Regions from separate parts of the Homo sapiens genome. Here region 2 is linked to region 1. Evidence: read pairs that join two places in POLR2A ChIA-PET (ENCODE). Cell type or tissue: A673. All regions are shown on one strand. Each heading gives the region's core, and the rest is flanking DNA. Links, peaks and the distances in the headings are about the cores only.

What was found. Peaks named below come from ENCODE experiments on the same cell type or tissue, not always from the same donor. Only the 100,000 strongest peaks of a DNase experiment are listed, where the experiment ranks them.
Region 2: POLR2A ChIA-PET joins it to region 1 with 5 read pairs; 20 of 35 experiments call an interaction of 5 or more read pairs at or near these places.

The regions. Positions count from the first base shown.
Region 1 is chr1:204,482,030-204,487,401 of GRCh38, reverse strand. The region is part of intron 1 of PIK3C2B (phosphatidylinositol-4-phosphate 3-kinase catalytic subunit type 2 beta); the gene reads left to right. Among named protein-coding and RNA genes, the nearest start is that of PIK3C2B, 10 kb to the left of the region's middle. RefSeq lists an enhancer at 4,914-5,372. In A673, for the core only: no CTCF peak of the experiment used is centred there; no DNase peak of the experiment used is centred there.
Region 2 is chr1:204,419,837-204,425,208 of GRCh38, reverse strand. It overlaps PIK3C2B (phosphatidylinositol-4-phosphate 3-kinase catalytic subunit type 2 beta), which reads left to right. Exons shown (of 33, transcript NM_001377334.1): 33 at 169-2,576. The coding sequence ends at 357. Among named protein-coding and RNA genes, the nearest start is that of PPP1R15B, 11 kb to the right of the region's middle. In A673, for the core only: no CTCF peak of the experiment used is centred there; no DNase peak of the experiment used is centred there; H3K27ac peaks cover 1,293 bases.

The DNA.
Region 1 (5,372 bases), core at 295-5,294:
TTTAAAGGCTTAGTGGAAAAGAATGTTTTGTATGTAATGAGATGTTTGTAGATACATGTTGAAATGATAAAAGTAAGAATGTTCATCTTGAGCAATGGAACGAGATTTATCTATACAAAAATTTAAAAATTAGCCAGACATGGTGGTGTGCACCTGTAGTCCTAGCTACTTGAGAGGCTGAGGTGGGAGGATCACTTGACCTGGGGAGTTTGAGGTTACAGTAAGCTATGATTGCACCACTGCACTCCAGCCTGGGCAACAGAGTGAAACCCTGTCTCTTTAAAAAACAAACATAGAGGCTGGGCGCAGTGGCTCACGCCTGTACCAGCACTTTGGGAGGCTGAGAAGGGTGAATCACCTGAGGTCAGGAGTTCAAGACCAGCCTGGCTAACATAATGAAACCCTGTCTCTACTGAAAATACAAAGATTAACTGGGCCTGGTGGCATGTGCCTGTAATCCCAGCTACTCTGGAGGCTGAGGCAGGATAATTGCTTGAATCCAGGAGGTGGAGATTGCAGTGAGCGGAGATTGTGCCACTGAACTCCAGCCTGGGCAGCAGAGCGAGACTCCATCTCAAAAACAAACAAAAAACCAAACAAAAAATGAAGGATGTTACTTAAAAGTTGTGTTGGTAACTGTGTTAATAAATAAATAAGAGGTAATCTTTTTTTGAGATGGAATCTCCCTCAGTCGTCCAGGCTGGAGTGCAATGGCGCAATCTCGGGTCATTGCAACCTCTGTCCTCCAGGATCAGGCGATTCTCCCACCTCTGCCTCCCAAGTAGCTGGGATTACAGGCACCTGCCTTCATGCCCGGCTACTTTTTGTATTTTTGTAGAGATGAGGTTTCACCATGTTGGCCAGGCCAGTCTTGAACTCCCTACCTCAGGTGATCCATCTGCCTCAGCCTCCCAAAATGCTGGAATTACAGGCATGAGCCACCGTGCCCAGCCATCTTTATTCGTTTTTTTTTTGTTGTGTTTTGTTTTCTTTTTTTTTTTTTTTTTGAGACTGAGTCTCACTCTGTCACCCAGGCTGGAGTGCAGTGGCACTATCCCAGCTCACTGCAACCTCCACCTCCCGGGTTCAAGTGATTCTCCTGCCTCAGCCTCCTGAGTAGCTGGGATTACTGGCGCGCATCACCATGCCCAGCTAACTTTATATATTTAGTAGAGACAGGGTTTCACCATGTTAGCCAGGCTGATCTGGAATTCCCGACCTCTGGTGATCCGCCCGCCTCGACCTCCCAAAGTGCTGGGATTACAGGCGTGAGCCACCATGGCCAGCATTATTCTTAAGATTAGTGGGCTAATGTCTATAAAAGTGCTTTGTAGCTATAAATACCTATACAAATAAAAGCTATTATTTTTATTCTAGTCACTAGTAGGGATAATCCAAAGCAGAATGCACATAAATGCAGTAGAGCACATTACAAATTATAAAAATATTCAAAAGAGCAAAGTCACTTTTATTCATGGGGGATGTGCAGGCACTGCTCTTATATTACAGCCATCGCACATCCCCCATGAATAAAAGGGTGCAGTGGCTCACGGCTGTAATCCTAGCACTTTGGGAGGCCGGGGCAGGCAGATCGCTTGAGTTTGCAATCAGCCTAGGCAACGTGGTGAAACCCCATCTCTACCAAAAAGACAAAAAATTAGCCAGTTGTGGTGGCGACCACGTCTGTAGTCCCAGCTTCTCAGGAGGCTAGGATGGGAGAAGATCGCTTGGGCCTGGGAGGTGGAAGTTGCAGTGAGCCAAGATCCTGCCACTGCACTGCAGTCTGGGCGACAGAGCAAGACCCTGTCTCAAAAAAAAAAAAAAAGGAAGAATGACATGATCAGAGCTGCCCTGTAGGAAGATTATCCTGGCAGTGGAGAGCAGATACTTTAGGGGGTCAGCAAGGAGACAGACTAGTTAGTGGTCTGTTTCAATCATTCATCATTCAGGTGAGAAAAAGGAATAATAATTTTTTTGGTGCCTAATAAAATAATTTTTCAGGTAAAAGAATAATCATTCAGGTAGAAGAAAGGAATAACAAATTTTTTGGTGCCCAATATATGCTTTATATAGGTTATTTCACTTAAAGTCATCAGAGGTTTGGAAAGGAATGGACCAATTTAAGAGAGATTAGAACAGGAAGGCTGGGGGATTTCCTTTCCTGAAGGATTCTAAGAACGGGAGAGATAGCTGGGTGCAGTGGCTTACCCCTGTAATTCCAGCCACTTGTGAAACCGGGGTGGGAGGATTGCTTGAGACTGGGAGGTCAAGGCTGCAGTGATCCGTGATCACACCACTTCACTCCAACCTGGATGGCAGAGTGAGACCTTGTCTCTTAAAATTAAAAAAAAAAAAAAAAAGACTGGAAGACTGGTTATAGCTCAGCCTGGGAAGAGCACTGGAGAGGGAGTCTAAGGACCTGGACTCCCACTTCTGGTCTCACCTCTATCACTGACCAGCTATATGACTTCACACAGTGCCCCTTGCTCATTGGTTCTCTTGTCTACCAAACTGTGGGGTGTGTTTGTTTGCTTTGCTTGTTTGTTTATTTTTATGTTTATTTTTTTGAGTGGCCTGGGAGAGTGAAATGTTCTGGGATGGGGGTGTGGAGAGCATGGAGGTGTTCTAGAATAATCACCAACATCAGCTTAAACACTTTTTTTTTTTTGAGACGGAGTCTCGCTTTGTCGCCCAGGCTGGAGTGCAGTGGCACGATCTTGGCTTACTGCAACTTCCACCTCCCAGTTTCAAGCGATTCTCCTGCCTCAGCCTCCCAAATAGCTGGGACCACAGACATGCGCCACCATGCCCAGCTAATTTTTAGTATTTTTAGTAGGGACGGGCTTTCACTATGTTGGCCAGGATGGTCTCGATCTCATGACCTCGTGATCCGCCCACCTTGGCCTCCCAAAGTGCTGGAATTGAGTGAGCCACCGCGCCCGGCCATCAGCTTAAACACTTAATCAAATGTGATGTGCCTGGGTTTCCACAACAGGATGGGAAAAAGACCATGAAGTTTGGGCTCACACACATTTCAGTTTAACTCTTGATTTTATCATTTACAAGTTGTGTGACCTTTGGGCCAATTATTGCATCCCTTTCCTGTTTTCTACTTTCCTCTTCCATAAAAGAAGGATGATAACATCCACATTTAAGGATTGTTGTGAGGACTAAATAAGACAATACCTGGCACAAAATACCAGAGGGGGGAAAAAAAGGTATATTTCCTTCCTTCTATTTCTGTGATGCTCATATGCATGTAGTCTTCCCTCCTGTCTCCCCACTTCTCTGCCTTCCTTCTCTTTCCCTTTCACCAGCACAAAGTGTAACACCCTCACTCCCGTTGCTACAGTGGGCTGTACTAGTTTCACAGACCTTGAAATGGCACATACACGGGAAAGGTGTTTCGACACAGTTCCTATGGACTGTTGGTGCCGGATGCTTACACGGTCACACCCTGGTCGCTCATCCAGCTTAAGCAGTCAGTGAATCCCTGCTGAGAATGACCTCTGACTGTTGCTACCCTGGGAGACACTGGGCGAGGGTCACATGGGCAAGGGGCTGGTGGAATGTGAGCATGCTATACTGTGCCAGTGGTTCACCCTTTGCTTAGTGTAGACTTAGGTTCTGTCTTAAGGACATCTGTCTCTCTTGGGACCTTCCTGTGCAAACTGGGGGGATAAGAGATCGGAGAAAGGCATCAGGGCATGTACAAAGCAACATCAAAACTAATTGACATGATTCTTTGCTCTATACCCCTCCCCCTCGCTAAAGTCACTTTCTTTTTTCAAAATCTTCATGACCCATAACCATTCCATGCACAGAGATGCAAAAATGGTCAGTTAATATCCAAAGCAAAAGCGTTGCTCTTGTTCCCCAGGCGACAGGGCCACCATTTTTATCAGTGTGAAACAGAGTATCAGGGTATTAAGGAGACACTGAGAATAAAAGTGAGGAGATATTGGAAGGCTTAACCAGGGAAGGCTTCTGAAGATCGTTTTTTTTTTTTTTTGAGTCAGGGTTCTCTGTCACCCAGGCTGGAGTGCAGTGTCTCAATCATGGCTCAGTTGAGCCTCCTATTTCAGCCTCCCAAGTAGCTGGGACTACAGGTACATGCCACCACACCCAGCTAATTTTTGTGTTTTTTGTAAAGATGGAGTCTATGTTTCCCAGGCTGGCCTCAAACTTCTGGGCTCAAGCGATCGTCCTGCTTTGGCCTCCCAAAATGCTGGGATTGCAGTTGTGAGCCACTGTGCCTGGCCTTTCTGAGGATCTTGAATTCGGATGGAAGCAGGAGAGAGAGAAAGCAGGAGGAAGAGAAAGGCACCCCCAGTGGTAGCCATGGCTTTGGGGCCCTAAGAGTCAGGTGCAAATGGAAATAGGGATGGGGAGTCCATACCACGCTGTACGTGCAGGTGAGCAGGGCTAAGGGGAAACTGAAACCTACGGCTGCAACATGTCTAGGGGTGACCAGGCTGACATGGGCAGTCCTTCTGGGATCCCCTGTGGTCTGGCACCATCAGGACCACTGCCTTCTTCCCATTCCCCCCATCGAGATATTCTTCCTGTGGTTTGAGGATTCTGGGACACCACAGGCATCTTGGAGAATATCTTGTTTCTCAGTTCTTTTTTTTTTTTGAGACAGAGTGCAGTGCAGTGGCGCGATCTCGGCTCACTGCAGCCTCTGCTTCCTGGGTTCAAGAGATTCTTCTGCCTCAGCCTCCCAAGTAGCTGGTGTTACAGGCACCCACCACCACACCAGCTAATTTTTGTATTTTTGGTGGAGACGGGGTTTCACCATGTTGCCCAGGCTGGTCTCGAACTCCTGACCTCAGTCTGCCCACCTCGGCCTCCCAAAGTGCTGGGATTACAGGCATGAGCCACTGCACCCAGCCTTCAGTTCTCTCTTAAGGCGTTGCATCCTGAGTAGGGTTTCTCCTTTGACCTGGCTAAAGTAGAATCCTTGGTCTTCCGGCTGGGTTCAGTGTCCTTGACTGACCCTGGAGCAGGATATCCTTCTGGCCTGCTACCAGGAAGAATGGAGGCTCCCAGCTTGGGAACTGCATGGCTGTAGGCAGAGGACCGTGGCCACCTGGATCAACCTGGGCTAAGAATAGCCAAGGCCAGGGTTTGGAGGGGTCAGTGCCTTAAAGGGGCAGGCTGCCCAGTGGGCAGCATTGTGGGGACTGTACTCTAGAGGGGCAAGAGGTTCCTACACTCAGGAGCAGAGACCAGGGGGAGGCCATGGAGCTATGGGGCCTAACATTAGAGAGCACCCCCCCCCCCCCCCCCGTCTTTTCATGGCTCATTCCTCCCTGGGAAAATAGAAGTCTTACCATTTCCAGGGCCTGTTGGGTTGGGTGCTCCCCTCC
Region 2 (5,372 bases), core at 169-5,168, 62 kb after region 1:
AGTCTGTGTACCTTGTGTGCCTTCTGTATTACCTGGGACTCTGCAGGGTGAGTGCTAGCCTCAGCTGGATCAGCCCCCAACAGACTTTACCATCTCCCTCTCGGGTTCCCTCTGGATTCTTCTTGTTCCTTCTCTCACCACTTCCCTCACCCATCTCTATGTTTGCAGTTGGTATATGATGGGATCCCCAAGGGTGACCTGCAGCAGCGGGAGCTCCAGCTGAGCGTGCTGAGTGAGCAGGGATTCTGGGAGAACGTCCTCCTCGGTGAGGTGAACATCCGCCTGCGAGAGCTGGACCTGGCTCAGGAGAAGACCGGCTGGTTCGCCCTGGGATCTCGAAGTCATGGCACCTTGTGAGCCCAGCAGAGCCACCACCCAGCATCCCAGGCTGGTGGCAGGAGCTGGGGGAGAGGACTCTCCCCTGTGAGACTCCTCCTTGTGAAGGGCCAGGGCCCTGGGCAGGCCTCCAGCTCGGTCCAGGTGATTCTGGCCTCTGTGGTAGGAGGCAGGGAGAGTAAGACATGCTCTGCTGTCTCTTCCTCTGGAGACTGAACTTGGGTTGGTTGTGATGAGCAGCCCCTTGGAGGCTGTGAGGTTGCAGCAAAGTTTTAAGTTTACCTTGTGTCAAGGGAGCAATGCTTGGTTTGGGGAGTGTGTGGGGTGGGCTGTATGAAGTAGCATTTTGGGGGTGGGTGGGTGGATATCTTAATTTTTATTTTTAAAAAATGAAATAGTGATGTTGTCCTAACTGGGACAGGAAGCCTTGCGAGAAGGGACGTACCTATGCCCCAGAAGGCAAGAGAGGAAGACTATTTGGACTTTTTGTATGATTAAGGTTCTTATTGGACTTTTCCCTAGGTTTTTTTTTTTTGTTATTGTTGTTGTTGTTTCGTTTTCTAGCTATAGGAACTATCTGGGGAGGGGCCCAGTGGGTCCTCGGCCAGAGCCCTCTCTAAGGACAGGTTGGGGAGGGTTGGGGAGGGCTGCCTGTGCTGGACTGAGGCTTGTGCCACTGGGCCTTTCTGATTTTGCCTCCAAAGGAGAGCGCTGTGATACCTACATGTGTAAGGAAGGGCCTTCCGTATTGGGGTTCTGCCAAGGACCCGTATTCAGGGACCCATGCTCTTTTGGGGGGACTTTTCCTCTTGTCTTCCCTACTTTATTAGGACTTGCCCTGAATACCATTTTCTACCCCTTGCCCCTCCATTCTCCTGGCCCTTCTGGGGGTCAGCTGGTCTCTATGAATATGCTGGGGGTGCTTCCCCATAGGTCTCTCCCTTCATTTGTCTCTGGTGGGACAAAATACTGACTCAGTCCTTAGATGTAGTTTCACCCAAGAGCATCTTGGCCCTGGGAAGAGGTCCCTAGGCTGCAGATGCTACTGACTGCTTGCTAGGTAGCCTCTGGAAAGCATTCCCCATCCATCACTCCCCACTTCTTTCTGCTGTGCTGCTTCCCTCCCAAACTCCATTTCTGTCACCCTTTTTATAAGACTTTTCCTCATTCTGTGGGGCCATAAACCTATTTAGTCTGGAGCCAAAGGGATGCCCTATCTGAAGGAAAGGGGCATGGGGTGGGGGATTCCATCAAAACTGTTGTTTTTTGCCCCATGATTTTTCTTTGGTCAGTAGGAGGCTGGATTGGAGTGGTGATTATTCCCCTGGAGCTAAGCTCAGGAGCCCGAAGGGAGAGACTGAGACTGACTCCCTTATCTCTTCATATTCTTTATTCCCTACCAGATGGATTTTTTTTTTTTTTTTTGGAGACGGAGTCTCGCCCTGTCGCCAGGCTGGAGTGTAGTGGCATGATCTCGACTCACTGCAAAATCTGCCTCCCGGGTTCAAGCGATTCTCCTACCTCAGCCTCCCGAGTAGCTGGGATTACAGGCATGTGCCACCACGCCAAGCTAATTTTTGTATTTTTAGTAGAGACGGGGTTTCACCATGTTGGCCAGGATGGTCTCGATCTCTTGACCTCGTGATCTGCCTGCCTTGGCCTCCCAAAGTGCTGGGATTACAGGCGTGAGCCACCATGCCCCGCCCCAGATGGATTTTACATTTGCTCTTTTGTGTTTCGCTCCAAAGGGTTGTCTTCCTCGCCAAAAGGAGGGAGGGACTTTGAATTTGATATGAATCTTTAAAACCAGAATTGGCTGGATATTTCCCATGATTGGGAAAAGAGTGAAATGAGGACATTCTGTAAACTGTCCCTCCCTAATTCCAAGGATCAGAAACTCCCCGTTTTGCTGACTCATTCCATAACTGGAGAAAGAAGCTCCATTGACCGAAGCCACAGGGCAGCATGGAAGTTTAAATTTTCTCTAAAATTAAAATGCCAAGGATAAAGCTGGCTGCTTCCAGGAGGGGGAAGAGGAGTGGGGAGTGGGCGGTGAAACTTTTCCAGATGAACGGACCATAAATGTGTTACTGGCTTTGTGCCTGTAGCTCATTTTATTATGACCTATATGCTCCTGATTTAAAGAGATCTGTGTACTGTTTACTTCCCACTTCCCAGAATCCCTTGTATCTCCTTTCTCGGGAATTGTATTTTCTAATAAATGACATTTGAGAAAAAAATGAAACTATAATTTTATTTATTTTTTTGACACAGGGTCTCTCTCAGTCGCCCAGGCTTGGAGTGCAGTGGTGAGATCTAGGCTCACTGCAACCTCCACCTCCCGGACTCCATCCATCCTCCCACCTCAGCCTTCCCAGTAGCTGGGACCACAGGTGCACACCACCATGTCTGGCTAATTTTTTTTTATTCTTTGTAGAGACAGGGTTTTGCTATGTTTCCCAGGCTGGTCTTGAACTCCTGGGCTCAAGTGATCTACCCGCCTCAGCCTCCCATAATTTTTAAAAGTAATTTTTAGTAGAGCCAAGGTCTTGCTACATTGCGCAGGCTGGTCTTGAATTCCTGAGTCCAAGCAACCCTCTCACCTTGTCCTCCCAAAGTGTTGGGATTACAGGTGTGAGCCACTGCACCCAGCTGAAACTATCATTTTAAAGATTGGTTGATGTTTGGCTGGGCAGAGTGGCTCATCCCTGTAATCTCAGCACTTTGGGAGGCCAAGGTGGGTGAATCACCCGAGGTCAGGAGTTCGAGACTAACCTGACCAACATAGTGAAACCCCGTCTCTACTAAAAATACAAAAATTAGCCAGGCATGGTGGCATGCGCCTGTAACCTCAGCTACTCAGGAGGCTGAGGCAGGAGAATCACTTGAACCAGGGAGGTGGAGGTTGCAGTGAGTCGAGATCGTGCCATTGCACTCCAACCTGGGCAACAAGAGTGAAACTCCGTCTCAAAAAAAAAAAAAAAAAAAAAAAAAAATTGGTTGATGTTCACATGTTTACATTGAAACATCTGATGTATGAGATGAAAATAATAATAGTGGTTTTTTATACCACCACATGGTAACTTTTATATGCACTAGTGCACTGCACTGACCATTTTTACATTTGTCAGCTAAATCTATCCTCACAACAACTTGATCAGGTGTGTACCATTACCCATTTTACAGATGAAGAAACTGAAGCTCAGAGGGATGAAGTAACTTGCCTAAGGGCACACAGCCAATAAGTCTTGGAGTTTGAACCCAGGTTTGTTGCACTCCAAACCTTGTGCAACCCCTCCTAGGCAATGTTTAATACAATCCCTTAAGTTGGTCTAATTGGTATTTCGGGTGCTTTTTATACATGATATATATCATCTTCCATTACCACTGCCCTGGACAGTAAGTATGGCTCATTCATGAATTCTGCAACAAACATTTACAGTTCTTACCAGTGCTACCTAGTGGCATGCCTCCATTCATAAAAAAATACATTGTATTGAATGCATCCTGGGCCCTGTACTCTAGGTACTGGATTGGGGCTTACCAAGGTAAATTAAGACAGTTCTCTGCATTTAAGAAGTTCACTACCAGGGCCAGGCACGGTGGCTCACGCCTGTAATCCCAGCACTTTGGGAGGCCGAGGCAGGCAGATCACGAAGTCAGGAGATCGAGACCATCCTGGCTAACACAGTGAAACCCCATCTCTACTAAAAATACAAAAAATTAGCTGGGTGTGGTGGCGGGCACCTGTAATCCCACCTACTTGGGAGGCTGAGGCAGGAGAATCGCTTGAACCCGGGAGGCGGAGGTTGCAGTGAGCTGAGATTGCGCCATTGCACTCCATCCTGGGCAAAAAGAGCGAAACTGTCTTAAAAAAAAAAAAAAAAGAAGTTTACTACCTAGAAATATTTGACCAACTCCATTTTATAGGAGAAAAAACTGAAACTTGAGATGCCTCAAAACTATCAAGCCACTACAGCATAACCATAGCCCAGAAGGGAATCCCCCAAGTGCAGGATGGAAGTGAAGTGACCCTTGTTCAAGCATTGTACCCAGAAGTCTTCAGAACTCTCCAGTGGGGAGTCATGTTTCATACTGGGGAATTCTGTGGGGGCTTCCAGGGATTTTTCAGTAGTAAACAGTAGGAAGTGTTACTGCTTTATTTCTAAGTGGTCTTGAGGTGTCACTGCAGTTCTGGGCAAGTCCCTATGGACTTTTTAAAGGTTAGTACTTGAATCTGCCAAGAGTCTTAGTGAAGGAAATTTCGTGGCCAAATGAGGTAGAAATCTGAACCCTCCTGAGGGAATGGGAATGAGAGAGGTGGGGAATGAGAGAGAGAGGTTGCCCAAGGAGAAAAGAAACAAAGGCAGCCCAGGGGGCCCAGATTTCTGAGTTCAAAGAGAGGTGACAAAAATGAAGCAGCCCAGCTTGCCGAGATTTGGGGAGCAAAGATTAGACTGGATTTGAAAGGTGAAAAAATGAGGCAGCATTTTAAATTGGGAGAGAATTTTCTGGTGGCTGGGACTTGTCTAAAGTGTCAACAAACAACACTAATGGCTTACTCTGGGTGAGGCGAGGTGTCCGGTACTGTGGCTACTCAGATAACAAAGGTGTGGATCCTGTCTTCAAGGAACTCAGTCTTTCAAGGGAGGCAGGCATGGAAATAAATACAGTGCAGTGTGATACGGACAAGGTGGCATAAGAAGGGGTGGGGCAGGCAGAGTGGGCTTCAGAGAGGATATCTGATCTGAGTGTTAAAATCAATCAGAGCTTCAGGCTTTATTCTTAGGGTGATGGGGTTTTCAGAAAGGGAACTGCAGGGGCCGGGCACGGTGGCCCATGGCTCTAATCTCAGCACTTTGGGAGGCCAAGGCGGGTGGATCATCTGAGGTCAGGAGTTCGAGACCAGCCTGGCCAACATAGTGAAACCCCAACTCTACTAAAAATACAAAAATTAGCCAGGTGTGGTGGTGAACGCCTGTAATCCCAGCTACTCAGGAAGCTCAGGCAGGAGGATCACTTGAACCCAGGAAGTG